Linked DNA regions of Homo sapiens: region 2 is linked to region 1. A link is an interaction called in ENCODE POLR2A ChIA-PET data of the cell type or tissue named here. Cell type or tissue: A673. All regions are shown on one strand. Links, peaks and the distances in the headings refer to the core of each region. The heading gives the core; the rest is flanking DNA. Region 1 has its middle 52 kb from the start of SMIM38. Region 2 overlaps FGF19 (fibroblast growth factor 19).

Evidence for each region. Peaks named below come from ENCODE experiments on the same cell type or tissue, not always from the same donor. Only the 100,000 strongest peaks of a DNase experiment are listed, where the experiment ranks them.
Region 2: POLR2A ChIA-PET joins it to region 1 with 13 read pairs; 1 of 35 experiments calls an interaction of 5 or more read pairs at or near these places.

The regions. Positions count from the first base shown.
Region 1 is chr11:69,200,867-69,215,854 of GRCh38, reverse strand. No RefSeq gene overlaps it. Among named protein-coding and RNA genes, the nearest start is that of SMIM38, 52 kb to the right of the region's middle. RefSeq lists enhancers at 6,400-6,899, 6,900-7,401, 7,783-8,283, 8,284-8,784. In A673, for the core only: no CTCF peak of the experiment used is centred there; DNase peaks (open chromatin) are centred at 9,094 and 9,434; H3K27ac peaks cover 5,436 bases.
Region 2 is chr11:69,684,806-69,699,793 of GRCh38, reverse strand. FGF19 (fibroblast growth factor 19) reads left to right here. Exons shown (of 3, transcript NM_005117.3): 3 at 218-1,556. The coding sequence ends at 532. Among named protein-coding and RNA genes, the nearest start is that of FGF19, 12 kb to the left of the region's middle. RefSeq lists silencers at 219-513, 13,692-13,862, 13,635-13,884 and an enhancer at 10,035-11,234. In A673, for the core only: no CTCF peak of the experiment used is centred there; DNase peaks (open chromatin) are centred at 4,716 and 8,114.

The sequences.
Region 1 (14,988 bases), core at 4,509-12,508:
TTTTTGCCCCCATGCAGCCAGCTGTCAGCAGAAGGGCTGCAGTAAGGAAGGTGGAGATGATTTGAGGCAGGACACAGAAAGTGTCCAACACAAGGCCCACTGGTGCATTTGTTCATTCTATCGATGTTTATACTAAACCAGATGTTGGAGACAAATAGATATGAGATGGACTGATGGATGGATGGATGGATGGATGGATGGATGGATGGATGGATGGATGGAAAGGCTGGTGATGGAGCCCAGATTCCTCTGCTATTAATAGCCCAGGCACCTCTGCACTGGGAATGAGTCCAAAAAACAAAAGGAGATCCTGAGCCAGGTTGGAGCTGGAAAACCAACAAGACACCCTGAAACAAATCTTTATGTCTGATGCAATTGGCTTGGGGGCTGGGAGGTGGAAGGTGGCCTTCAGCCAGGAGACATAACTTATCTCCTGATGGGCCTACAGAAAAGCCTCCCAGCTCTGGAGCATGTGGGCCAGGGTTTTAATCTCGGCTCCCTTTCTTTGAGGCTGGCTGCATTACCTTGAGCAAGTCACTTGAATTCTCCAAGTCTTGTTTGCCTCATATATAAATGAGGATAGTAGGAGTTCCTGCCCTTGGCCATCTCTGCTGCAATTGTGTCCCCCTGTGGAGGAACTCTCATCTCGTGGTATACCTGGCAGCCCCTTCTCTGGGTGAAGAAACTGGACCTTGAAGTGCAGAAAGTTCTCTTAAGATCCCAAGATCATATCCCAGACTAGAATATCTGGTCACCAATTCTACCACTAGTCTACAGTGATAGATTAATGGGTAGGCCAGTGGGATTTGGAGCCCCAGCTGTGATTCTGAATATGACATGGGCTACTCCAAGACACACATGGAGTCTTTAAGAATACCCCATGGCCTGCTCCAAGTCTGGATTCATCTGTATTCTATTTACACCTCCAGATGTTGACCATCACTGAGTGGAAGGTGGCTACATCACCAAGGGGCATAATCCAGAGGTGTTCTTAGAAAATGAGATGAGCTGTCCACTTCCCAAATGGAGTATGCCAAAGGCACTTATGGACTGGGAGCCCTGCAAGGGGAACAAGAGCCACTCCCATTAAGGCAGAAAGGTAGGGAGGGAGAGATGAGTTTGTTAATTGATCAATTGATTGGCTATTGAATTGGTTAGTTGGTTATTTAATTGGTTGGTTGGTTAGTTGGTTATTTAATTGGTTAATTAGTTAGTTGGTTGTTAGGTTGTTTAGTTAGTTGCTTATTGAATTGGTTGGCTGATTGGTTAGTTGATTGGTTGGTTGGTTGGTTGATTGGTTGGTTGGTTGGTTGGTTGGTTGGTTGGTTGGTTGGTTGGTTGGTTGGTTATTTAACCGATTGATTGGTTGGTTGGTTGGTTAGTTGGTTGGTTGGTTGGTTGGCTGAATGGTAATTTAACCGATTGGTTGGTTGGTCCAAATGGTAAAAGTGATCGTCATCCCTGGAGTTTGCCAGACTGGCTGCATCATCAATTCATTCCTTCATAGTCAGGCAGTCATTCATTCAATGCATTCTGACTGCCTCCTGGGTGAACATTCTGGTAGCAGTGAAGTCTACCAGCTCCCACCCAGGTACAAGCAGTGTGTGGAGCCACAAAACCAGATTCTGTGAATATAGACAGCCTGTCTGCTGCTTCCCCCTGTGGCCTGGCCCAAGTCACAGGGAGTCAGCCCAAGTGGTCAAGCTCTGAAGCCTTGATCATGTGCCTATCTCTCTGGGGCTCAATTTTTTGGTCCATGAAGAGGGGGCAACATGGGCCTCTCTCTTCCAGGGCAGCTGTAAGGGCAGAGGAGATGGTGCCTGAAGCTCTCTGGGCTCACAGACGAGTGCTCTGGGTGGCAGCAGTGGAAAGGACCTGCTCTACTTGAAGGAAACCTGGAAATTGAGAAATGCTTCCTTCAAAAATGATTTTAGGACTGTTGGCAATGGACCCTGTGTTCATTTCCTGGGGCTGCTGGAAGAGATTGCCACAAACCAGGTGGCTTAAAACAACAGAAATTTGCCCTCTCACACTCCTGGAGGCCAGGATCCTGAAATCAAGTGATACAGTTTGGCTGTATCCCCACCCAAATCTTGAATTGTAGCTCCCATAATCCCCACATGTCCTGGGAGAGACCTAGTGGGAGGTAACTGAATCATGAGGATGGGTCTTTCCTGTGCTCTTGTGTTGGTGAGTAAGTTTCACGAGACCTGATGGTTTTATACAGGGGAATTCCCCTGCACATGCTCTCTCTCACTTGCCTGCCGCCACGTAAGACACGACTTTGCATCTCCTTTGCCTTCCACCATGATTATAAGGCCTCTCCAGCCCCGTGGGACAGTGAGTCCATTAAACCTCTTTTTCTTTATAAATTACCCAGTCTCAGGTATGTCTTTACTAGCAGCATGAGAACAGATTCATACATCCAGTGTGGGCAGAGCATTCCGCATGCCACCTCTGCCCCGCCCCACCCCTGGCAGCTCTTGGGAGGAAACTTCCCGCCTCCTTCAGCTTCTGGGGGCTCTGAGTTCCACGCCTTGTAGCCACATCACCCCCATCCCTGCCTCTGTCTCCACATGGCCTTCTTCTTTGTGGCTGGGTCTTTTCTTTTGTCTTTCCCAAGGACATTTATTGTATTTACTGTCCCCTCCCCCAATATAGGATGACCACATCTCAAGATCCTTACTTAACTATATCTGCAAAGACCCTATTTTCAAATAAGGTTACATTCTGAGGTTCCAGGGGGACATGAATTTTGGCGGGAACACCCACTATAGACACCCAGGCAGGGATGGGCAAGTGACCCACCCAGCGGCCTGGAGCCAGTAGGGGACCACCTACTCTTCCACTAGGCACAGCAAGGTCCCCTCCTGGCCCATCCAGGCTGACAGCCCCAGCCCCCAGCTCCGTGGCTCCTGTTGCTTGTGGGATGCACCATCCCCTCCCAACAGCAGACATGGAGTGGGGCAAACTTGAGTGGTCCTCGGTGGGTGGAAACTGCCAGATGGAGTGAGTATGAGCTACACAGCCACCGACAAGTGGGCATGGTGGTCCACTGCCAGGCATCAGGAAAGCAAAGTCAGACAGACCTCCAAGCATGGGCAAACCTTGGGGTCAGTCCGTAAAGAGAGGCACGGTTCCTTCAGGTGGGCCTGGTGGCAAGGTGGCCACTGCAGACAGAGAGGAGGGCCCCTGCAGAGCCAATGGGCCATGTGCTCAGAGCTGGTGGTGGGTGCAGTGTCCACACCAGGGAGAGGAAGGGAGATGAGAGCAGAGATGTCACCAGGATGCTAAGCTAAGGCTTTGGGCTTGATCCAGGGATATTCAGGGGAAAGGCAGGCTCAGAGCCTCTCACGCCATCCTTCGGCCACCCCCACTTTGGAGAATGGATGGGGACTAAGGCAGGGAGACCCATCAAGAGGCGATGTCTATGTGAGCCACACTGGGTTGCTGCCAGCACGATCCAGGATCCAGCAGGGATGGCAGGCAGGGAGGAATAATCCCCTCGGGGGACCACAGTCCTGTCTGCATCTGGGGCTGGGGGTCCTGGAGCCCCCAGGGCAGGAGGGCGGCACATGGATCATCTCCTGGAGACAGGCCCTGGCTCGGAGACACGAGCCCCCATCACACGCCGAGCACAGCCACGACAAATAATTCACCGGAGAGACTTCCTCCACAAGGGGGAGAAATGCCCAAAGGTCCCTTTGTCTTAAAACATTAATGTCCAAGTTTAAATTGGGTTGGGGGACGGAGGAGGGGAAGAGGGGAAGGCGGGGGCAGCAGAGCCGTCACTGGGCATCATTCATAAGCCACACACTGGGCCCTTCATCGGGCCCAAAACTCACCCTTGTGGCTACGCAAAGATTTATTGAAGCCTCAGCGTGGGCTCATTTATTTTCCTCCAAACTGATTTGAAAAGACCGTTTGCATCTGCCCTGGAGAAAAAAAAAAAATGTGCATATTTGGCAAACTTTGTTTGAAAAATCTGCTTGTCCCCAAAGAAGTGACTTCGTGTTTGGTCGGGGGCAGGGGCTGTGTGTGTTGGGGAGGGACTGGGGCTTGCTCCTTCCCTGTCATCTGCCGGCCAGGGAAAGCACCCAGAGCATGAACTCAGACATCCTCTCCTGCACACTGGGACCTACAAAGCCGTTACATGCGGGCCCTTTGCTCTGAGACCAAGATCTCCTTGTGACTTTTTCTAGCTCTCTCGGTGGCATCTGTGCCCAGACAGCTACAAAGTGCAAAGAAAAGTGTAAAACAGAGTATGGAAAAATAGACAATAATAAATTCAAATATCAGCTCACTTTGAGAAAGGAGTAAATGCTCCATTTGCCCCCTTCAGAAAAGAGAAATGTCATTCATGAATAAACCTTGACCCTCTTCATAACCTGAATATACAAAGAGCTCTTACAAATCAGTAAGAACAAGAAACACAATAATAGAAAAATGGACAAAAGATGTAACTGGGACATTCATAAAAGGAAAGTGGGATCAGTAAATACAGGTAACAAAATGTTTCACTTACCAATAATCAAACTTAAAGCATTCCTCCAATCAGTGTAAGCATAGACAACTAAAATATCATTTTGCACTTACCAAATTGGCAAAGGTGTGAAAGAACAGTGGTGAAATTTGGAGAGGAGAGGTACAGGTGGTGGGACCTATCATGGTAACCCCTTTGTGGAGAGCTCATTGACAACAGGTATCCACAACTCAGACCTAGGCAAGCTCTTTGACCCAACAACTCCATGGAATTCAGAGGTTTGGCTCCAAGGGGCATGAAGCCTTATCTAAACTCCCAGAGCATGAGACTGGCTCCTTACTGTGGTCTCCAGGCATGCACTTGCCCCTCAGCGGGCAGCAGCCCTGGCCACATGCAGCCTTGCATTCCAGGAAGCTGTGGACACGTGCCTCTCCCCGACAGTGGATGGTGTCTGGGCTCTGGGTCTGGTGGCTGCAGAGACTCCTGTGAGCGGTGGGTGGAAGCCACAGGGAGCTTGCACTCGGGTCTGGAGGAAAGTCCAGGAACCTTGGAGAGCAAGGAGCCCAGCCAGCTGCAGGGAGGCAAGCAGAGCAGGCCTTGGTCTCCTTCGACACAGATGCCTCTGCACAGCCTCACCTAAAGCAAAGCTCATTCCCCCAAGATTACGGCAGCCCCACCTGCCACCCCAGAGTCGTCTACCCCTGCAACAATGACCTCAGAACCTCAGTGCTGGAAGGACCCACAGAGAACACCCATGCCAAGCCCCTGGCTGACAGATGGGGAAATAGAGCAGTGACTCTCTCAAGGTTGTCCCAGCCATGAGTCAGCGTCAGGGGCCTGACAGCCTCAGACTCTCAGACGTTTCCCAAAAGGGATCACCAGAGGCCACGTGTCACCCTGCTGTTCACAGGGGTTCTCAGGCCACCAGCTCCTCCCACAGTGTGGCCCTGCCTATCAATATAAATGTGTCACTCATGAACGTTTATGCTCAAGTCCCCATTGCTTGGGGACACAAGGGAGACTGAAGTAGACAGGCTTCTGCCCCACTAGTGGGAAATGGCACCATGTCCAGGCCGACGGAGCCCAGACAAGGGTCTGCCCTGGTTTGGAAGGTCAGGGAGGACTTCCCTGCAGAGAGGTTGGGGGCTGTGTTTGAAGGAAGAAGAGGGCCTATGTGGGGTCTCCAGGCAATGGAAGACCCTCCTGAGGCGACACCTCCAAGCCAAGCTCTGCAATCTGGAGTGGCTCCCTTACCTGCGACTCCGCGGGCACACCCTCCTGAGCTCCTGCTACGCACCTGTGCATCCAGCTGTCCACAGAGGAGCCTCCCTGCCTTCCGATGGCTGGTGTCACCACAGTCTTGCCATGAGCCTGGCACCAGAGAGCTCTCCACACACCTCTATTCTTACACAGTTCTCATCAGATTCATTTTACAGATGAGAGGACTGAGACACGGAGTGTTGAAGTTTCCCAGGGTCACGCAGCTGGGAAAGGGGAAGTAAGAATTTATCTGGCTCTAAAAGGCATTCTCTCTGCCCTGACGTCTCCTGCTTCATGGTCCCTGCCAGCCCTCCTGGCTGGACCTCTAGGTCTATAGCCTGCAAGTCTCCGGGATCCGATAGGCTCGGAGTGAGGGGGCACCTGTGCCCTTTCTCTTCCCCGCCACCTCGCCACAGGCTCCCCACCCTCCCAGGCCCGCAGAAGGGGGCTCCTTATGGGAAGCCCACCTGGATGCCAGCCATTCAGGGGTGGAGGCTCTTGGGTGCACGCCCAGGAGCCCACGGGTGTGGAGCAGGCCCCGGGTGTCTCGTCAATCCTGTTTCAAGCCATTGGCCTTTCCCATGGAAGATGTTGAGGAAGACAATAAAGACAGCGACCCAGGGCAGAGGTGGGAGGCGGCAGTCAGGAGTGGAGTGGAGAAGGGTCTTGGGTGGGGTGGGGAGCATGGAGGGAAGTGGTTGTCCCTTGGGGTAACAAGCACCCACCTCTGCCAAGCCTGAGAACATGGTCGGCATTTAGTAATTGCTTGGTGATTAAGATTACCCCCTGCCCCGAAAAAGAGGCACATCCACTATGTACGTGATGGGTGTGACTAAGGAAGGTACTTGCTCTCTGATACCTCCTACGGCAGAGGACGATGGGGAGGGCCTGGGCCCAGGTCAGGGGGTGGACACCAGATCCAAAGGCCGGCCCCCAGCACCAGCTGCAGACCTGTATACAGAAGGCACTCAATACTTGCTTGTCAAGTGAACGCGTAAGCTAGGTGCACCTGCCCTTCTTCCCCACAAGGGGATGGCAGTTTATTCACCACTGAGTCCCGAACCCTGTGCCTCACGCAGAGCCTGCACACGGCGGGTGCCCAGGAAGCCCCTCTTGCCCTGTGTCTATGGATCTTATGACTCCAGGCACCAAGACCGGGGGTTGTACCTTCTTTAGGGGCACACGTCCCCCACTGCCCAGAGCCTGAGGCAGAGGCGTGTCCCAGCAGGAGACAGTCGCATTCATTCAACCAGCAGCTCCTGAGGGACAGACAGTCCCCACACCTGATCCACCTGTCTTCCCAGAGTCTGCATACAGGGGTTCCCTGGGAGACCCTGACTGCTGAGTCCTGTTGGAGGGAACAGCCTCCAGTCAGAGCCCCTGACCATGCTGCGGGGTCTGCAGGGACCCCACAGAGTCTCCTTGGGTGGCATGAGAGGGAGAAGACCCCTCCCATAGCAGCGGCTTGCCAGGGGGTCTCTGACACCATCAGCCAAGACACCTGTCTGTGGAGGAGCATGATTATTGTTGGAGAGCATGGAGGGAGCTCAGTCACCAAACAGATGAACAGATAAACGAAATGTGGTCTCTTCACACATTGGAATAGTATTGAGCCTTAAGAAGGAAGGAAGCTCAGACACACACTACAACACAGATGAAGCTAGACGACATTTGCTGGGTGAGATAAGCCAGACATGAAGACACACATGCCGTACAATTCCGCTCACATGAGGTGCCCAGAGAAGTCAAATCCACAGACACAGAAAGAAGAACAGAGGTTACCAGGGGCTGGGAGGAGTTGCTGTTTAATGGGTACCCAGGTTTTGCTGAGGACTCTGGAAATGTTTGGGTATAGGGAGCAGCAGTGGCTATACCTCATCATGAATGGATGAAATGCCACAGAGTTGTACACTCACAACTGGCTAGAATGATAAATATTATGTTATATTTTACCACAATTTAAAAAATAATAGTGGCTGGTCATGATGGCCCACACAGGTAATCTTAGCACTTTGGGAGGCCAAGGCAGGCAGATCACCAGAGGTCAGGAGTTCAAGACCAGCCTGGTCAACATGGTGAAACCCCGTCTCTATTAAAAACACAAAAAATTAGCTGGGTGTGGTGGCTGGCGCCTGTAGTCCCAGCTACTCTGGAGGCTGAGGCAGCAGAATCTCTTGAACCCCGGAGGCGGAGGCTGCAGTGAGCCGAGACTGCGCCACTGCACTCCAGCCTGGGCAGCAGAGTGAAACTCAGTCTCAAAAAATAAATAAATAATAAAACTAGTAAGGCAGGTGTGGCCTCAAACCAGGCTTCACTAGGTAGGAGCTGTGGGGCTGTGGGCAAGTCACTCAACCTCTCTGTTTCCTGCATGTAGCATGAACATCACAGCAGCGCCTCCCTCCGGGGCACCTGTGGGAGTCACCTGCACAGGCGTGTGCCAAAAATCACACATGCCATCCGTCGGATGACAGTGGCGGGCCCTCACTGGAGCCAGAAAGACTGGGTGAGCCTAGATTTGGACTCCCAGGCTCACAGTTCAGTCCTGACGTCACCTCTCAGCTTGTGCCTCTGTGCCTGGGGCTGCAGTTTTCTTATCTGTCCAAGGGCAGGCTTAGCACCTGTCCCATCACCTCACAGGGATGGCAGGAGGTGCCGGGCAGGCTGGTTTCATAAGAAGTTCCAAGACCAGGGACAGCACCTGCCTTATGGGCACACGTGCCCCACTGCCCAGAGAGCCAAAAGCAGAGACGCCTCCCAGCAGGTTGTGTCCACGTTCATATTTGTCTGACCAGCAGCTCCTGACGGACAGGCAGGCCCCACACTTGATTCACCTGTTTTTCCCGCCCCCATTGTAGAGTGAGTGCATGAGCAAACACCTCTTTTAGCTCAATACATTCTGTCCCCAAACTCGGAAATGCTGTGCCATTCAGATGGAAGCACAGTGCTTCAGAAGAGCAGATTCCTTCTCTCAACCAGGAAGGTGGGCCGTGAAAGGGCACAGAAGGAAATGTTTTGTGTGGCTCCCGAACCCCATAACAGGCCAAGAGAAGAAACAGGGAGAAAGAGACAGACAGAGGGAGACAGGGTGATAAAAGGAAAAGGAGGAGAAAGGAAAGAAAGAAGAAGAAAAAAGGAGAGGCCGGGCATGGTGACTCACACCTGTAATCTCAACACTTTGGGAGGCCGAGGTGTGTGGATCACTTGAGGCCAGGAGTTTGTTACCGGCCTGGGCAAAATGGCAAAACTCCATCTCTACTAAAACTACAAAAAAATTAGCTGGGCGTGACGATGGGCGCCTGTGGTCCCAGCTACTCAGGAGGCTGTGGCAAGAGAATCGCTGGAACCCAGGAGGCAGAGGTTGCAGTGAACAGAGATTGCACCCCTGCACTCCAGCCTGGACCACAGAGCGAGACCCTGTCTCAAAAAAAGGAAGGAAGGGAGGGAGGGAGGGAGGGAGGGAGGGAGGAAGGAAGGAAGGAAGGAAGGAAGGAAGGAAGGAAGGAAGGAAGGAAGGAAGGAAGGAAGGAAGGCAGGCAGGCAGGCAGGCAGGCAGGCAGGCAGGCAGAAAGACGGAAAGAAAGGAGGAGAAAGAGAGGGAGTTAGAGAAATCAGAATGAGCTAAAGACCCACCCATCAACATGTGTTTCCCTGTGTTATTAAAACACTTTGTCTTTACAACTCAGAAAATTAAAAAAACTCTGCCAGACCCAGGCTCTCCACATCAGTATTCATGACATCTGTCTTCTCCTATAAAACTCTCTGAATGAAGCCTCCCCTAGTAGAAAACGACTCTCTCCTCTCTGCCCGCTCTTTCTTTCCCCTTCAAAACAGATTGCGAGACAGATGATTGCATTGTTTTGTCCGATTTCCATCTGAAAACTCCCCTCCGTGTTGGCCACTGGGCGCCCCTATTAAGGCCCGGGCACTGAGGGGCCACGTGGGGTGGCCGAGCCTCTGTCGCCCGCTCCCTGGGGCCTTTCCATCGGAAGAGGAAAAAGGACCCAGCAGACAAAGGTGCGGGACATAAATTAAGCCCGAGCTTTTTAAGTTCAAACTGAATTTTCTTTATTTTTTCACAGCTGTCAGAGGAATCGGGTAGAACTCCAGTAACGCATGTTTAATGTATTAAAAAGTGGGGGGGAAGCAAACCGTCCACTCCGAATGTTCCGTCCGCCGACTTGCATTGGGAACATTATTTCGGGCCAGTGAACTCCGAGCAAGTCAAGTGTAGAGACATGGACAGGGGCCAGGGACCCCCCACCAGAGGCTGTCATATCTACTGAAAGCCCACTTGTCATAGCTGGACGGGGGCAGGAGGGGGACAAACGTCTCAAAGTGCTGGAGACTGCCGCCAAGTCGGCTGGCTTCACCGAGGCTGGCTGGCTGGAGCTGGACAGCCCACGAGGCCTTATGGACCACCATACCATCCCAGCCAAGCTGCGGCTGGCCACCTCACTCCAGGCCCTTCCTTGGGCCCATGGGGAGGGAGGGCTCTCTGGAACCCAGGCCTGGTGACGCAGCCAAGAGAGCGAGCTTTATACATAAGCGCCAAAGGTCGCTATGGTTAGGTCAAAAGACATGATGGGTAAACTGAGGCAGGGAGTCCAAGGGCTTCCACCCAGCCGGGGTCCTTCTCCCTGCGCAGCGTGGCCCAGAAGGAGCAGGAGAGGACGCGAGGCAGATTGGAGTCCCGGCCATGGCTGAGCAGACATGTGACCCTGAGCAAGTTGCCAGGTGACCAAGCTCGCCTGTGCCTCATGTTTGAGCTTTGAGTGAGGAGCCCACACTGCTGGCCGTGTGAGCTGTCATCGGCCCTGCTACTGTCATGACCACCACGAGGCCTCAGGAAAAGAGGAAAAGAGGACGGTGTGCCTTCCTCCCTTGGCAGCCGGGACACACCCCACCCACCAGTCCTCACCAAGTGCACGGCCCACAGGGCTCCAAATTCAGCCTTTTCCCAGGCCAGTGACGAAACCCCGGGGGCGGGGGGAGAAAAACAGCGTCCCTTCAATAGCACGTGTTCACCACCCCTTCCTCAACACCACATCCCCCGATGAATCACTGTCTGGGAGAGGGGTTCGCTCCAGCCAAGGTCAAGGCAGGTTTCCCAACCAGACTGGCTGAGTGAGTGCCCCGCAACATGGCCAGGTCTGATTCTTGCGCCGACAAAAGCTGACCCTCAGCGAACACGAACAGCTTCTCCAGCACTGACTTACTCAAGAAAGGTCATCTCCTCACCCCCTTTCCAGATACAGAAGCTGGGGCTTGAAGAAACTCCGTGGCTGACCCAGGAGCCAGGGTTTAGCTCTGAGGGTATTTCCTCTGCGTGTCTCACCCACCGTAAGCGGGCCGGAACCATCTGCCCTGGACGCCTGTGCCATCGGAAGCCACTCCTTCTGCTGGTCATTCACTAAGTCCCTCCAAGGCCCTGCTGCTCTCCCTCCACCCTCCAGTAAGCAGCCCAGGTCAAACAGAGCAGGGTGGAGATGGAGGTCCCCCCTGCCACCCGAGCCCGCCAAGGCCATGAGGACTCTGCCACACCTTCCCACCTTGCATCTCCAGGCAGGATGGTATCTGGGGCCTCCGCCGTGCACACCCAGCCCCGCTCCCAGGCACCCCACAGCAGTCAGACTTGGACCCGTTGAAATCTACTCATGCCAGTCAGATTAAACAGTGTCCCCCCAACGGGGCCCCATGACACAACCGTCAAGGCCTGTTCACTCAGGGAGGAGATGACCTCTGCTCCTGCCTGCACAGACCCAGAGGAACAGAGCTCCTCCACCCAGCCCCGGGCAGCCATGAGTCCGGGCCTCCCTGAGAGGTGCTGGGTGGGCCCCACCCCCCAGCACCATCCTCCCACCTGAGATCCCTTTGGACCCACGCGCCTAGGACTCAGACCAAGGGCAACGTTTCTAAAAGAACCCTGGACACTGCTGTGCCCTGGCCTCAGGTGCAACCTCGAGCACATCCTGGCTCCTTCTGGGCCTCAGTTTTACTGACTGTAAAACGGAACAAACATCTCCGGTGCCCCCCACCCCATAGGGTCACAGTGATTCTAAATGAGCAAAGTAGAGGTCCCTAGAAAATCATCAGTCATGACCTGGCTGCTGTCCTGAACACTCACCCGGGAGCCCAGAGAGAAAAGGCCAGGGTGCCCTGGGCTGAGTATTCCCGCTCCATGTCCTGAGGGCAGCAGAGCCCCAGCTTCCCAGGGACCCCAAAAACACCCTTCTTTCTGGGCCTCTGTGTCAGCATCTGTGCATTGAGGGGTCATTTCTAAGGTTCTTCCAGTTTTAACCCTTTTCTTGTTTAGGGGGAAAAAAAAGTGCGGCTCGAAGCCAGCACTCATTTAATTTTACATAAACACACTTCTTGAGGCTGAAGCAAATCTGACTGCTTTTCAATGAGAAAATAAAACATAAAAACTGTTCTTGGAGTCATTTCTAAACAGAACTAACATCAGACTCGCGTGAATCATCAGAATCGTCTATTTTGGAAAAAACGGATTCGTCAAATCAATCTTTGGCCAACAAACATCCGAGAACAACCACGCGTAGGAATTCTGTGTTTTCTAGGATGTGACATTTTCAGCGATCGAGAATGACTCTATTTTGTAAATGGAAATGCCGCTACTAGAAACAGAATGCTATGAGTAGGATATGACGTCTTTTGTTTCCAAAGTCAATATACTAGAGCGATGCAAAAATAATAATAAAATCGAGCTATTTCGTGGCGGAGTTATCTCGGGGTAAACACTGCAGTCGCAAGCCCCTGGTGAGTACTCTCAGGACAAATGGGAAAAGGCTTAAACTCTGTTTTCCTCTGACTCAAAACCCACAGGGTCCCCAAAGTGGCCACTTGCTGCTGCTGAGGGTCGCAGCTGGTTCCACCTCAACCTCTTTGACGCGAATGCACCCCGGGGCAGCTCACACCCCTGTGGTCGTCCTCCGAATGCCAGGCAGTCTCAGTGAGGAGCTTAGGCCAGCAGCTCGCAACGGGCAGGCAGCATCTCAAAGAAAACGCCCACAGTGCATGGGTGCCTGCCACGCTCAGAGGCCCCTGATGGAGCTGCCACAGGGACTGGGCAGTGTTCACAGAGCCTGGACCTAGTTCAGCTTAGAGACCAGGAGCTGGGGGGAAAACACCAACCCCCGGGGCACCGACAGCCTGAAACCATCAGGAGCAAAAGCCACACACAGCGGGGAGAAGAACTACCTGGACCCACCAGAGCCCCTCTTGGGAGGTTGAACTCAAGACGGCAGGAGCAAGAGCCGCCAGGGAAGGCGCCCCGACGGAGGGCGGGTCACCGGCTCTGTTACCGTCCACACTGCCATGTCCAGGGTGGTCAGCGCCGGCCCAGCCTGGTGTTGCACATCAGGAGAGAGAAAGGCTGGGTGCAATGACAGGTCTGCCTGAGGGTGAGAGGGGGCCCCCTGCTCAGTGAAATGCCAGCCAGAGGGGGTGAGAGGGAACCCTCGGTTTGGTGAAATGCCAGCCAGAGGGGGTGAGAGGGAGTCCTCCATTCGGTGAAATGACAGCACTGTCTGAATATGGCCTGCTTGATGGGCAGGGCACTGTGGGAAACTGTCCGTGGCTTTCTGCCAATCCCCCCACTTTACAGATGAGGACAGCGCAGCTCATGGAGGGGAGGTTGGCTGAAATCTCAGAGCCAGTAGAGCTAGGGACTGTGAGAGTCAAGTCCCCGCCACTCACCCTGCCCTGCACAAGCTCCTGCAGTACAAGGAGGACCAGGGACACCAGAGGCAGGCAGAGAGACGATTATCATAGGCTTGAGCACAGAGTCACCCCAGCACAGGGAACCAGGGCAAGGCAGGGCATAGTTCCAGTTGAGGAGCCACTTGGACCACCTGCCAGGCCCCTAGGTGGTCCTCCTCCCCAGACTGGCTCAGCTGTGAGGCTGCCTTAGGTGTCTGAGAAGCCAACCTTGAACTCCGCAGCTCCATGTATGGCTCCGCAATGAAGCAGGTGACAGCAAGCACCCAACCTTGGTGAGCCTCAGACCTCCCCCCAGGTAACCCCTGGCTCCCTCAGGGCTGCGGGCACCTTCTCTACAGCTAGGGACTTCTCCAGGCCTCTCTCACCTGCCTCACGCTGGCTCAACCTGCAGCCTGGCTTTGGACATCATTCTCCCGGGAAGCATTCCCTGGCCCCTGAGAGCAGGACATGGGCCTCCTCTGGACTCCCCTACCACCTTCCCTGCCACCTAGAGGAGCCACTTCTGCCCTCCATGTTCCCTTCCCCTTTGCAGGACAAGGGCAGAGACTGTGTCTGCTTCTCCCCTAGGGCCTAGAACAGTCTCAAAGACCCAGCCGACCAAGGCACATTCCCAGATCCCAGAGCCAGCAGGCTGAGGAAGGACACAGCCTGCAGATGAGTGGACAGTAGAAAAGGCCCAAGTTGTGAGGTCTTGCAGACCCACCTTGGGGTCTGAGGAGTTTGAGGAGGTATAGTCAAGTCATGTGCCTTTCAGGGGTCTGTGTCCTCATCTGTGGTCAAGATAGCAATGCCTGTTCCCAGCAGATCATAAGTCACATGAATGACGTTTGCAAAAATCCCCAGCAAAGTGCCTGGCACAAGTATGCACCCCGCCAAACACGTATGCACACATGTGCACAGACATGGGACAGACATGGGCATGCACACACAAATACACTTGTGTACACATGCAGGTATGTACACCTGCCCAGACACACGTGTGTGCACACAAACGCACACACAACATGAACACATTTGCAGTGTATGTGTGTGTGCACGCATGTATAGCCACACACATGTGCACATATACATGCCTACAAAAACACACATGCACATATGCACACACACATATGCACACACACACACACGGACACACGCACACCCATTAGCTACTGCTCCTCCCCAGGATGAGAGAGCCCTTGCTGCGCTCATCCACTGCTTTCAGCTTATGGTGTGGGGGTTCTCCCAGGGCAAGTCTCTTTGCAGAGAAAAGACAAATCCAGGGCTCACCCCTTGTCCTCCTGAGCTGATGCCCTTCCTCCAGAAAACTCCGCCTGTGCCCCCAGCTCAAGCGAGGATGTCAGCTCAGATTTGGGCATTTCCTAGGGCAGGTCCGGCTGTAAAATCTGACACTCAGAGTCCCGGTGCCATTGGAGGCCAGAGACGTTAATTGCTTTTCTGAATGACGCTTTTAGGGGCTGAGGGCAGAACTGGGCTGGGGCTGTCAGGCCTGAATGGAGCCAGCAGAA
Region 2 (14,988 bases), core at 3,130-11,129, 490 kb before region 1:
TTATATATTATATATACTTACATATATAAAGGTATATTTTATATATACTTACACGTACAGTGTGTACATCAGGAAGTATGTATAAAACATGCAAGTGATGCTTATGTGGAAGGTCACTGCTGGTGGCCACCAGGGACAGTCTGTAGCACAAACGTCCATGTGGACCCGTGTTCCCTGTCCACTGTGGATTGCTCAGAGCTGCCTGTTTTCTCTGCAGCTTCAGTACTCGGAGGAAGACTGTGCTTTCGAGGAGGAGATCCGCCCAGATGGCTACAATGTGTACCGATCCGAGAAGCACCGCCTCCCGGTCTCCCTGAGCAGTGCCAAACAGCGGCAGCTGTACAAGAACAGAGGCTTTCTTCCACTCTCTCATTTCCTGCCCATGCTGCCCATGGTCCCAGAGGAGCCTGAGGACCTCAGGGGCCACTTGGAATCTGACATGTTCTCTTCGCCCCTGGAGACCGACAGCATGGACCCATTTGGGCTTGTCACCGGACTGGAGGCCGTGAGGAGTCCCAGCTTTGAGAAGTAACTGAGACCATGCCCGGGCCTCTTCACTGCTGCCAGGGGCTGTGGTACCTGCAGCGTGGGGGACGTGCTTCTACAAGAACAGTCCTGAGTCCACGTTCTGTTTAGCTTTAGGAAGAAACATCTAGAAGTTGTACATATTCAGAGTTTTCCATTGGCAGTGCCAGTTTCTAGCCAATAGACTTGTCTGATCATAACATTGTAAGCCTGTAGCTTGCCCAGCTGCTGCCTGGGCCCCCATTCTGCTCCCTCGAGGTTGCTGGACAAGCTGCTGCACTGTCTCAGTTCTGCTTGAATACCTCCATCGATGGGGAACTCACTTCCTTTGGAAAAATTCTTATGTCAAGCTGAAATTCTCTAATTTTTTCTCATCACTTCCCCAGGAGCAGCCAGAAGACAGGCAGTAGTTTTAATTTCAGGAACAGGTGATCCACTCTGTAAAACAGCAGGTAAATTTCACTCAACCCCATGTGGGAATTGATCTATATCTCTACTTCCAGGGACCATTTGCCCTTCCCAAATCCCTCCAGGCCAGAACTGACTGGAGCAGGCATGGCCCACCAGGCTTCAGGAGTAGGGGAAGCCTGGAGCCCCACTCCAGCCCTGGGACAACTTGAGAATTCCCCCTGAGGCCAGTTCTGTCATGGATGCTGTCCTGAGAATAACTTGCTGTCCCGGTGTCACCTGCTTCCATCTCCCAGCCCACCAGCCCTCTGCCCACCTCACATGCCTCCCCATGGATTGGGGCCTCCCAGGCCCCCCACCTTATGTCAACCTGCACTTCTTGTTCAAAAATCAGGAAAAGAAAAGATTTGAAGACCCCAAGTCTTGTCAATAACTTGCTGTGTGGAAGCAGCGGGGGAAGACCTAGAACCCTTTCCCCAGCACTTGGTTTTCCAACATGATATTTATGAGTAATTTATTTTGATATGTACATCTCTTATTTTCTTACATTATTTATGCCCCCAAATTATATTTATGTATGTAAGTGAGGTTTGTTTTGTATATTAAAATGGAGTTTGTTTGTATCAAAAGGTGCATTCTATTATCCGCCTAGAATGTTAGGGAGGGTGGGGAAGGGGCTGGTGGGGGGCAGCACCGTCCACGGGAGGAAACCCTCGGTGTGTCTGCCCTGGACACCAAAAGCTCGGGTGGGAAGTTAGCGGGTTTGGGCCAGCCAGCTCTAGTGGTGGAGGCTGGTTTGGGCCCTGCTGTCCTGCCCTTTCCTCATGCCTAGGGGCTTGGCTTCCTCAGTCCACCTTCTCTCTAGCAGTCTCAGTGGTTAGGGCGGCCTCTCTGCCAGGAGTGTTTTTGGCTGCAGGAAACAAACACCAAGGAACAGCGGCCTAAGTGAGGGCCTCTCGCCCTCAGCACTCTTCCCTGGGGAAAGACGTTCCTGCATTTAACAGTGCCCCCCCCACCCCCCACCATTAGATGCCTGTAGAAACCCTCAAGTTGTGACAACCAAAATACCTCCAGAAGTTGTTGCATGTTCTTAGGAGGCAAGATCACCCTTAACGGAGGACCACTGACCGGAGCAAATAGGATTTCTTTTTGTCCAGCCACAAATCCAGAGGGACCCAGTGACCCAGCGATGCCTGGGCTGTGCCCTGTGTGATTCCCTTGGTGTCCCTGTCCTGCTGGGGCCTCGTCTCGCCAGGGCTGCTGTGGCTTCAGCTGAGCGCCCTGTACTCAGGGAGAGGGAATCATTTCGGGCTGGGCCTCTCTCATCAAGAAAGCCAAAACTTCCTTAGAACCTTTCAGCAAATTCCGGCTACATCCTAAGAACCAGGTTTGCGTCACAGGACCAGGCCAGCCCCAGCTGCACGGCAGGCTGGGAAGGCAAGAATTAGCGGTCAGGGTGACCAGATGTGGGCCACATCCTGAGTGCAAGGAGGAGCAGGTGCAACCGGACACCAACGTGTGCATGAAACATGATTCCAAATGAGCATTTGCCAGGGATTAGGGATGGTGGAGGGAGTCGGGGAGGAGGGTTGGGTCACTCAGGGCAGTAGTTCCCAGGTGCTTACGTTGGCAGCGAGGGGGGTAATGTCGTTGTTCAAGTCTACGAAGGCTATTTCAGGTGAAGCCTCCCTGCTCTCCAGTAAAAGGGACCTCCACTTGTCATTCTCACTGATGACATGCCCAGGACATCTAGAGTTAACCCTTGGGGCGTTCCCTGTCTCCATCTGCCAATCAAGATGCCCCTCTCACTCTTTGGTGTCCTTGTCATGTAACCATGCTGATTAGAGAGCTGACAGGCAGGGCTGGATGATGCTTGTGGACACAGCCTTCTCTACCCGTGGCAGGCGCCAGACAGGAAAGGCACTCTCCTGGAGCCACACAGCCTGGAGGCAGCTCAGGGGCTGTGGGCAGGGCCCTTTGATTGCTGTGTGACCTTGAGTAAGTCACATCACCCCTCTGAGCCTGCATCCTTCTGCGGACATGAGGTTAACAGGGTCTGCATGGTAGGGCTATACAGAAATCCAGTGAAATGATGTCTGCGGGATTCCTGGCACAGAGCCGGCTGCCTATCCACAGCAAACCTCACCAAGGATAGAACCATGTGTCCTGAGCTATTATGTCCACTGGATCTCAAATTTGGCTGCACATTGAAAAAAAGATGATAGCTGGAAACCACTCATGGAGATTCTGAGTTTTTTGTCTTTCTTTCTTTCTTTCTTTCTTTCTTTCTTTCTTTCTTTCTTTCTTTCTTTCTTTCTTTCTTTCTTTTTCTTTTTTTTTAGACAGTCTCACTCTGTCATCCAGGCTGGAGTACAGTGCACAATCACTGATCACTGCAGTCTTGACCTCCTGGGCTCAAGGGATCCTGCTGCCTCAGCCTCTCAAGTAGCTGGGACCACAGACCCATGCCCAGCTCATTTTTTTTTTTTTAATTTGTAGCAATGGGGTCTTGCTATGTTGCACAGGCTGGTCTCGATCTCTTGGGCTCCAGAGGTCCTCCTGCCTTAACCTCCCAAAGTGCTGAGATTATAGGTATGAGCCACCGTGCCCAGCTGAGATTGTGATTTAATGGGAATGGGTGTGGTCTGGACACTGGGATTTTTTAAAAGCTCCCCTGTGGGCCGGGTGCGGTGGCTCACACCTATAATCCCAGCACTTTGGGAGGCCGAGGTGGGTGAATCATGAGGTCAGGAGATTGAGAACATCCTGGCTAACACAGTGAAACCCCATCTCTACTAAAAATACAAAAAATTAGCCAGGCATGGTGGCAGGCGCCTGTGGTCCCAGCTACTTGGGAGGCTGAGGCAGGAGAATGGCATGAACCCGGGAGGCAGAGCTTGCAGTGAGCCGAGATTGCACCACTGCCCTCCAGCCGGGGCGGCAGAGCAAGACTCCTTCTCAAAAAAAAAAAAAAATCTCCCCTGTGGTTCTAGTGTGCAGGGAACCAGTTCAAATTCCATCCTTTGTGCTCTGAAGACCAGCACTTCAGGGAGAAAATGAAGAAAGAGGCTTATCAGCACCTCCCTCTCTGGAGTCTTCTCCCTTCTGCACAGCTGAGGATAACAAGTGAATGTACGTAAACTAATTCACACTAGACTGTTGATGGTTAATATGTTTGCTCTCCAGGCCACATTTTTACTGACCTGGCAGCTGCAAAACCCTGATGACAGACCGTGGGTGATGCGGGCATTCTGGCAGGAGATGGGGAAGATTATTTTTCTGAGGCTGCATCTTAGCATCCACCCTACCCCGACTCTTCCCCTACTCCTCATAAAGAGGTAGCCTTGCCCTCTTCCTGCATCCCCTCTCCCTGCTTTAGATAGCGTTGCCAAATACATAAAAATACAGCATCTGAGCTACATTTGAATTTCAGGTGAGCAATGCATTTCTTCAGTAGGAATGTGTCCCATGCAATATTTGGAACATATGTATACTAAAAAGTTATTCATTGCTGATTTCAAATTCAAATCAAATCGGGTGTCCTGTGTTTTGTCTGGCAAGCCGAGCTTTAGGCCCACACCACGGACATGGAGTTAAAAATGAGAGAAGACTGGAGCAAAAAACTGTTTCCGTTGAACAAGACTCTCTGCTGGTGAGACTCCAAAATGGAATTCAAAAGATCCCAGGGACAGGGAGGCCTTGAGTGAATCCCACTCTTTCTTCGGGCCTGTTTCTCCATCTGTAAAGCGAGAACCTTTTCGTCGCCTCAAGGCCTGTTGACTCCTGGGGATTCTGGCAAAGTGCCCAGGGGCTGGGAAAGGCCTCTTAACCAAGGAGGGGGCTGGAACCCGCCACCCCGGCATTAGGACTCTTGTGGTCGCAGGTGACAGAAAACACAACTCAAACTGACTTGAGGTAGGAAAAACAAGGGAACTTATTGGCTCACCTTTACTGAGAAGGCCAGGAGGTGCCGGGCTTTAGGCATGCGGGACCTGGGAACCGGCACCACACCAGGCATCATCTGTCTGTCTGTCCATTTTCAAGCATCTTTTCCCTTTGTAGTGACAAGATGGCCCCAGCAGCCTCAGCCGAGATGATGGACAATTCTCTTCTCTTACCAACAACTCCAGCAAGAGCCCCAGACTGGGTCTCAGGGATCCTTCCTGTGTCCCTTGTTCGTCCCAACTGGGCACAGGAGGCTCTGACCAGCTGGGCTGTGTCCCCTTCTGTAGCCCGGGGAAAAATCAGCCCTCGTGGGATGCTAGGACTAAGAAGGGGAGAGACATTTCCCCAGAGGAAAACCCACGGCACAGGTATTCCCCCAGGTTCCTACAGTTCACTATCCACTGGGCGACCTTCCCTCTTTGGATTGGGAAATGACAGCCAAAAATGTTCTACAAGACCAAAGAGGAGAGGGAGTGGGTGGGGCAGGGCCACCCAGATGCAGAAATTGTCCATTCAGTTATGGAGGACATGAGACAGCATCCTGCCTGCCTTAGTCTCATACTCCCTCCCCCACTGTCAAGGTGACCAAAAAGGAACCTCAATTAGGGGAGCGAGGAGAGAAGGTGTACCTTTTGCCACTAGAGGCAAAGAAAGAGAGACAGACAGACAGACACTGAGTTTTACAATACAGCCATGCGCCCCATAATGATGTTTCAGTTAACGGTGGACCACATATACAATGGTGGTCCCATAACATTAAAACTCCATATTTTTACTATGCCTTTTCTATGTTTTTAGATATGTTTAGATACACAAATACTTACCATTGTGCAACCTTTGCCTGCAGTGTTCAGAGCAGTACCGTGCTGTGCAGGTGTATAGCCTAGGAGCAATCAGCTGTACCACATAGCCCAGGTGTGCAGCAGGCGACACCATCTAGGGTTGTGCGAGCACACTCTATAATGTTCGCACAATGGTGAAATCACCCAGCGATGCATTTCTGAGGACGTACCCCATTGTTAGCATTGCATGGTTGTGTACATACATGACTGCCTGCATAAGGCACCACGGTCTGAGGCTATCAACAGCTCAACATTTTGAGTGAAATGCAAGAGCGTTACCTTTACTTAGGTCTCTTTCTCTCTCCACTTTTAAATTATCATTAAGTCTTTCCTCTGCCTATATTGGGCACCACATCAGATGCCATGATTTTTGGTGTCAGGCATCAAAGATGATTGTTAAAATGCGTAAGAAGGACAATCTTGTATTTTTACCCCTATTTTTAATCAGTCCGATATTCTTCTTTCCTTTCTGAACTTCAAAGCCTATTTAGAGAACTTCCTTTGAACATTTTCTTTTCTTTTCTTTTCTTTTTTTTTTTTTTTTTTTTAAGATGGAGTCTCACTGTGTCACCCAGGCTGGAGTGCAGTGGCACAATCTCAGCTCACTACAGTCTCTGCATTCCTGGGCTCAAGAGATCCTCCCACCTTATCCTCCAGAGTAGCTGGGGCCACAGGCACATACTACCATGCCTGGCTAATTTTGTTCAGAGATGAGGTTTCCCTATGTTTCCCAAGCTGGTCTTGAACTCCTGGAATCAAGCGATCCTTCCACCTTGACCTCCTAAACTACTGGGATTGCAGGCATGAGCCACTGCACCCAACCCTTCAGGCTGGAGTGCGATGGCGTGATCTCAGTTCACTGCAACCTCCGCTCCCTGGGTTCAAGCGATTCTCCTGCCTCAGCCTCCTGAGTAGCTGGGATTACAAGTGCCTGCCACTGAGCTTGGCTAATTTTTGTATTTTTTTTGTACAGATGAGGTTTCACTATCTTGGCCAGGCTGGTCTTGAACTCCTGACCTCGTGATCCACCTCCCTCGGCCTCCCAGAGTGCTGGGATTACAGGCGTGAGCCACCATGCCCAGCCCCCTTCAACCATTTTTTAAACAATAAGTTTGCTAGCAACAACTTCTCTTAGTTTTCCTTCATCTGAGAATATCTGAATTTTCTCTTCAACCCTGAAGGATATTTTCAGAAAGTTCTTCCCCCTTCCCTGCTTTCTACGTATTTGAAAGATGTGCCACTTCCTCTAGCTTCCATGATTTCCAATGAGAAATCCACTGTTGTTCCAACTGGTGTTCCCTATGAGTAAAGGGTCATTTCTCTCTGAGCATTTTTGAGAGTTTGTCTTAAGTTTTCATAAGTTTAACTATGATGTGTCTTGCCATGTATTTCTTTGTTTTGTTCCTATTTGGGGTTGGTTCAGCTTCTTGAATTTGTAGGTTTATGTCTTTCACCAAATTGGGGAAGTTTTCAGCCTCTATTTTTCTGGCTACTTTTTCAGCCCCACTCTTCTATCTTCTCCTTCTGAGACTCCCATGATAGGAATTTTCACTGTTTTGCTGTTGTTCCATAGGCCCTGGGACTGCTCATTTTCTTTCTGGTCTGCTTTCTCCCTGTGGTTCATTACCACAACTTCTGCACTGCTGCATTTTTTTTGATCACTCTGTTCTCAAGTTCACTGACTTCATCCCCCTCATCTCTACTTGACTGTTGAGCCCATCCAGAAAGGTTTTGTTGTTGTTATTGTTATTGGGTTTTTGTGTGTGTGTGTGATTGTTGTTGTTTTTGAGACGGAGTCTTGCTTTGTCACCAGGCTGGAGTGCAGTGCCACGATCTCGGCTCACTGCAACCTCCACCTCCCAGATTCAAGTGATTCTTCTGCCTCAGCATCCCGAGTAGCTGGGACTACAGGTGTGCACCACCATGCCCGGCTAATTGTTGTATTTTTAGTAGAGACAGGGTTTCACCATGTTGGCCAGGGTGGTCTTGATCTCCTGACCTCATGATCCACCCACCTCAGCCTCCCAAAGTGCTGGGATTACAAGCATGGGCCACCATGCCTGGCTGTATTTTTCAATCCTAAATTCTCCATTTGGTTCTTTTCCATAACTTCCATTTCTTTGCTGTGTCAAAATCCAGTAAAACATAGAGAAAAATCTCTGAAATTAAAACATTTTATTTAGGAAGAAAGAATTGCAATTTGGGGCACACATACAGACTAGGGAGTCTTCAATATGTCCAGAAAACAAAGGGAAGGTTAAAGGTTTTGTAAAAAGGAGAAATATTACCTATTGCTCTTCAAGAAAGTTCATTGGCATGAAGGAGGTTTTGGGGAGCTGGCAAGCTCTGATTGGTGAGCAAGGGCGGTGAGTAAACCTAGTCTTAGGGTTGCAGCAGGTTGCATCAGCAGCTATTGGGTAAAACTGATTTCAGGTTATAGCAGGCAGTTTCAGCAACCAGGCTTGCAGAGAATTACATTTTTGAAATACTGTTATGTATCAGGAGTGCTTTTCCCCCCGGGCTTCTGGACTTTGTTTAGTTGGGTATGACAAGAATAATCCAGTTTGTAAGATCAGTTTTCACAGCTAAGATTTTTTTTTTTTTTTTGAGATAGGGCCTAGCTCTGTCACCCAGGCTGGAGTGCAGTGGCTGATCACAGCTCACTGCAACCTCTGCCTCCTGGGCTCAAGGTATCCTCCCACCTCAGCCTCTCTAGTACGAGTAGCTGGAACTACAGGCACATGCCACTATGCCTGGCTAATTTTTGTATTTTTTGTAGAGACAGGGTCTCACTATTCTGCCCAGGCTGATCTCGAACTCCTGAGCTCAAGTGATCCACCTGCCTCAGCCTCACAAAGTGCTGGGATTACAGGTGTGAGCCACCGTGCCTGGCCGACAGCTGAGATTTTTAATGCGTTCGTTTGTTTCAAGGGAATTCATAATTGCAGTTGAAGCATTTTTATGATGGCTGCTTTAAAACCCTTATCCAACAATTTATTAATCATTCTGTCATCTCATTAATCTCCGCATTTGTCGATGATTGTTTATTCACACTGAAGTTGAAATTTTCCTTGTTCTTGATAATGATGTGTGAAAGTTGATACCTTCCTTCTACCCCATCCTACCCACTGTCCCTCCCACCTTCCCTTCCTCCCTGGCCCTTCCTTTCTTTCTTCCATCTTCTTTTTCACTTCCCCGCTAACGTCAAGACTGCCTGCTTGATCTCCCTTGCCTTCATTTATGGCTTAAGGCAAAGCGTCACCCACTTTCATTCTTCCCTGTAAACCTCTCACAGTTCAGGTTTCCCCTTCGTGTCCTCTCTGAGCCACTCTCCTCCTGTGCATTCTCATCACTGAAGTCGAAAATAAAGAGACCCAGGAGACAGAGCCAGCAACTCAACACATGGGCCTTGTTTGGTTTTCAGCTCAACAAAATAGGTGCAAAACCTTCTCTCTTAGTTGTAACCCTTTTCTTCAGTATGAATTTCTTTTTTCAAAAACCATATGTGTGTGTGTGTGTGTGTATAGGTGTGTATACACACACATAAGTGACTGAATTGTGGCCCCAAAACTCATATGTTAAAAACTTAGCCAGGCACTGTGGCTCATGTCTGTAATCCCAGCACTTTGGGAGGCCAAGGCGGGTGGATCACCTAAGGTCAGGAGTTCGAGACCACCCTGACTAACATGGTAAAAGCCCGTCTCTACTAAATACAAAAAAATTAACCCAGCATAATGGCGCATGCCTGTAATCCCAGCTGCTTGGGAGGCTGAGGCAGGAGAACCACTTGAACCCAGGAGGCAGAAGTTGCAGTGAGCTAAAATCCCGCCATTGCACTCCAGCCTGGGCAACAAGAGTAAAACTCCGTCTCAAAAAAAAAAAAAACCTCCAGTGCACCTCAAAGTATGACTGTACTTGGAGATATGACCTTTGAAGAGTTGATTAAGGTTAAATGAGGTCATATGGGTGAGGCTGTTAAAAAAAACTTTAAAAAGACAGTTTTTAACTATTGAAATAAACGGAAATGGTCTGGGTACTGAATTATATCGTTAATTTGCTAGGGGGATCATGTATTATGGTTACGTAAAAAATCTGTATCTGTTAGATATGCACTGAAGTATCTGCAGGTGAAATGATTCAGCAAGAAAAGGTGGGGGTGGGGAATGAGGTCATTGTTGGAACAAGAACAGTGAAATATTGATCCTTGCTGAGGCTGGGTATTGGTATATGGGGGTCTGTTTACACTACCTACACTTGGGTATGTTTGAAATGTCTATAATAGAAACTGAAAAGAAAACCAAAAGCCAAATGTGGATTCTTCACACTCCCTCTTTCTCTACCAAGCCATGTGGAAGAGGTTGCAGTGACTGTGTCACAACCTGGTGAACCTTCTAGGCTTGGGTCCCTGCATGACCACATGGAGCAGAACCTCCAGTGACCTGTGCTGGACTTGGAGGAGAACAGTGGATTAACAAACCTTTGTTATATTGAGTCTTGGCAATTTCACAGTTGGTTTGTTATTGAAGGTATATTGTGGAGTAGAAGAAGTAAATTCAGGACACCAACTATAATGTAATATAATTTGTCATTTAAAAGGGTGTGTACCATTTTGGGAAGCTGAGATGGGAGGATCACTTGAGGCCAGGAGTTCGAGACCAGCCTGGGCAATATAGCGAGATGTCATCTCTACAAAAAATGTAAATATCAGCCAGGTGTGGTGGCGCATGCCTGTAGTTCTAGCTTCTTGGGAAGTGAAGTGGGAGGATTCCTTGAGTCCAGGAGTTCAAGGCTGCAGTGAGCTATGACAGTGCCACTGCATTCCAGTCTGGGTGACAGAGTGAGGCCCCATCTCAAAAAAAAAAAGAAAAAAAAGGCATATACATATGTATGCTTATATATGCAGATAACCTCTCTGGAAGCAAGTATAGAAAACGATAAAACTGTGGGTGCTTCTGGGGACAGGAATTAGAGGACTGGAGACAGGGTAGGAAGGAGAACTTTTACTATAACCTTTTTCTTCAGTTTGAGTTTGTTTTTTCCAAAACCGTGTGTGTGTGTGTGTGTGTGTGTGTGTATACACACACGACTGAATTGTGTACCCAAAAATCACATGTTAAAAACTTGACCTCTAGTACACCTCAGAGTATGACTGTGCTTGAAGATATTACCTTTGAAAGGTGATTAAAGTTAAATGAAGTCTTATGAGTGAGGCTGTTTAAAAAAAAACACTTTAAAAAGACAGTTTTTAACTGTTGAAACAAATGGAAATGGTCTGGAAACTGAATTATATTGTTAATTGGCTAGGTGGGATCATGTATTATGGTTATGTAAAAAAACTCTGTATCTGTTAGATATGCACTGAAGTATGTACAGGTGAAATGACTCAGCAAAAATGGTGGGCGTGGGGAATGAGGTCATTGTTGGAACAAGAACAGTGAAATATTGATCCTTGCTGAGGCTGGGTATTGGTATATGGGGGTCTGTTTACACTATCTACACTTGGGTATGTTTGAAATGTCTATGTAAAAAGGGAACCAAAAACCAGTTGTGAATTCTTCACACTCTCTGTTTCTCTACCAAGCCACGTGGAAGAGGTTGCAATGACTGTGTCACAACCTGGTGAACCTTCTAGGCCTGGGTCCCTGCGTGACCACGTGGAGCAGAACCCCCAGTGACCTGTGCTGGACTTGGAGGAGAACAGTGGATAAATAAACCTTTGTTATATTGAGTCTTGGCAATTTCACAGTTGGTTTGTTATTGAAGGTATATTGTGGAGTAGAAGAAGTAAATTCAGGACACAGTCTATAGTATAATATAATTTGTCATTTAAAAGAGCATGTACCACTTTGGGAGGCCGAGGTGGGAGGATCACTTGAGGCCAGGAGTTTGAGACCAGCCTGGGCAATACAGCAAGATGTCATCTCTACAAAAAAATGTAAACATCAGCCAGGTGTGGTGACTCATGCCTGTAGTTCTAGCTTCTTGGGAAGTGAAGTGGGAGGATTCCTTGAGTCCAGGAGTTCAAGGCTGCAGTGAGCTATGACAGTGCCACTGCATTCCAGTCTGGGTGACAGAGTGAGGCCCCATCTCAAAATAATAATTTAAAAAAGATATATATATATATGCATGCTTATATATGCAGAGAACCTCTCTGGAAAGAAGTATAGAAAACAATAAAACTGTGGGTAGTTCTGGGGACAGGAATTAGAGGACTGGGGACGGGGTAGGAAGGAGAACTTCTACTATAACCTTTTCTTCAGTTTGAGTTTCTTTTTTTCAAAAACCGTGTATGTGTATATATATGTGTGTGTGTGTATAGGTGTCTGTATACACAGTCATATGTGCCTGAATTGTGTCCCTAAAATTTATATGTTAAAAACTTAACCTCCAGTGTACCTCAAAGTATAACTGTACTTAAAGATATGACCTTTGAAGAGGTGATTAAGGTTAAAAGAAGTCATATGGGTGAGGCTGTTTAAAAAAATTTTTTTAAGCCTTGTTTTTTTTTTTTGAGATGGAGTCTCACTGTGTAGCCCAGGCTGGAGGGCAATGGTGCAGTCTTGGCTCACTGCAACCTCTGCCCCCTGGGTTCAAGTGATTCTGCTGCCTCAGCCTCCCAAGTAGCTGGGATTAAAGGCATCCACCACCACACCCTGCTAATTTTTGTATTTTTGCTAGAGACGGGGTTTCACTATGTTGACCAGGCAGTGGAAAGACGTAAGTGAAGTGCAGGCACCTCTAAAATCTCCCCAGAGCCTGCCAAATTACACTCTCTATTTTTTCCCAGGGAAATTTTAATGCATACCTGGGCATGGACCTGACTCATCGGCACCACGTATACTCACCTTACTTTGGGGAAGACCGAGAATGATGGTATCGGTGCCAGGCCTTGAGTTTTCCCTGCCACCGACACCTGCCGGGGCTGGGAGCCCCACCTGTCTCAGAGTCCTGCCTTCCCCAGACACTGGGGTTGGTGGGGTCCCCACCAGGCATGGGAGGCTCAAGGCAGGTTCGGGGTGAAGTGGGGGCCCCCTTCCTTGTCAGCTGTCCTGCCCTGTGGTTCCTGGGGTCCCAAGTGGAGTGACTGTTGCCTGAGTGGCTGGTGGGGAGTCTAGACCTGGCTGAAGCCTGGGCCCCAATGCCAGCCCAGATGAGGAGCCTGAGACTCGGGGGACAGCCCAGGCCCAAGCAGGCTGACAAACAGAAGCACCCAGAACAGGCAGGGCTCCAAGACCTCGCTTTTCCCATCAGAGCCGGGTAACCTGTCACTGGGCCCATGTCTCCTTCTCCCCATGAGTTGTGTGGGGCCTCTGAGCAGGGACCCGGGCAGTGGGCCAGGGCCCCTCTGATCAGCCTCAGCCTAATGGGGTGGAGGAGGCAGGGGCGGGTCTGGTGGGGACTAAGGTGGGAGGGGCACCTGCCCCTAGGAGCTGTGTCTCCCAGAGCGCAGTGTCTTCCCCAGTGAGGCCCGCGATGTCCATCTCCAAAGCAGACTGCTAGGATCTTCAAGTGAGGATCTAAGAAAACAGTCCGGGCCGGGCACGGTGGCTCATCCCTGTAATCCCAGCACTTTGGGAGGCCGAGAAGGGCGGATCACCTGAGGTCAGGAGTTCGAGACCAGCTGGCCAACATCATGAAACCCCCTATCTCTACTAAAAATACAAAAATTAGCCAGGAGTTGTGGTATGCACCTGTAATTCCAGCTACTCGGGAGACTGAGGCAGGAGAATCGCTTGAACCCGGGAGGTGGAGGTTGCAGTGAGCCAAGATCACGCCACTGCACTCCAGCCTGGGCAATAAGAGCAAAACTCGGTCTCAAAAAAAAAAGAAAAGAAAAGAAAAAGAAAAAGTAAACGGTCCGATCTCCCGTAGGTCTGATTATCAGGATGACATCTGGCTGGGGCAGTGGAGATTCAGAAGAGAATTCTAGCGGCCGCAGGGACACCGTCCCAGAGCGGCGAAGAGAGGGCCCGGGAGGGAGGCGGCTCTGCGGCTCCCCGGAGGAGCGGGGCCGTCCGCGGCGCAATGGCGGCCCCCGGTGGCGGTGACTGGAATGGGCCCCGCGCAAGGCCGAGGGTCAGGGAGTGCAGGGCGCGGTCTGCAAGGTGCCTTCGGTGCCCCTTTACCCGCGCGGGGCCGGGGACTCGGAAGCCGCGAGGTTGCCCTGAGAGCACCCAGCAGCTGCTCGCTCACGCTCGCCCCTCCCGCAGTCTGATCTGATGGTTGACTAGCTGCCCTCCACCCTGCCCCCTGCAACTTTTGCAGACAAGCCCCCAGGAAGCAAAAGAACATCGGCTACACACAAACATCAACAAAGCCCCTACTGTGTGTGCCTGGACCTCAGCAAAGGGCAAGGGAGAGGCAGGCTCCATCACCTCCACAACTTCCTGTTCCTGTATTCGAATTTATGTTCACTATATTTATCTATCAATACATTTCTTCTGTTTCCTATATGCAAGTATTCATCCTCATGTCGATCCTGAAAACGGGGTACCAACATCACTCCCATTTTACAGATGAGCAAACTGAGGTGCAGGAACGTGAATTTCACTAACGCTGTCAAGAAACGTTTGGAATTTGGCAGGGCACAGTGGCTCACGCCTGTAGCCCTAGCACTTTGGGAGGCCAAGGTGGGTGGATCACTTGAGCCCAGGAATTCGAAACCCCATCTTTACCAAAAAATATAAAAATTATCCAGGTGTGGTGGCATGCACCTGTAGTCCCAGATACTTGGGAGGCTGAGGTGGGAGGATCGCTTGAGCCTAGGAGGCAGAGGTTGCAGTAAGCCGTGATCGTGCCACTGCCTTCCAGCCTGGGCGACAGAACGCGACTCTGTCTTAAAACAAACCAAAAACCAAAAAAAACATGTGGAGTGGTGGAGACTGCATCTCAGAAGCCAAAAATCCCTGGCTTCCTGGACCAGCACAGCCCACTGACCAGAGGTGGACATGGGAAGGCGGGTAAGGAGAACTGCTCACCCTTTATTGCACCGGACTTCATGCCAGAGACCCCATACTGGGCATAGCTGGGGGCACCAAGGTTTAGAAGGAGCCACCGTCCTGCCTCTGGGATGCTGCTGTCCAGTTGGGAAGGGGGAACGGTCAGTGCAGAAGAAAGAAGATGGAAACAGCAAGGCCACTCCTCACAGCTCTCCCGGTGCGGGGGAAGGAGCCCAGCAAGAATTTCTGCTCCACCAAGGGCGGAAAGGAGGAAGCTCCCCCAGGCTGCGGGGATGAGCCTCGGGAGGTGGAGGGCAGAGGAGAGGAAA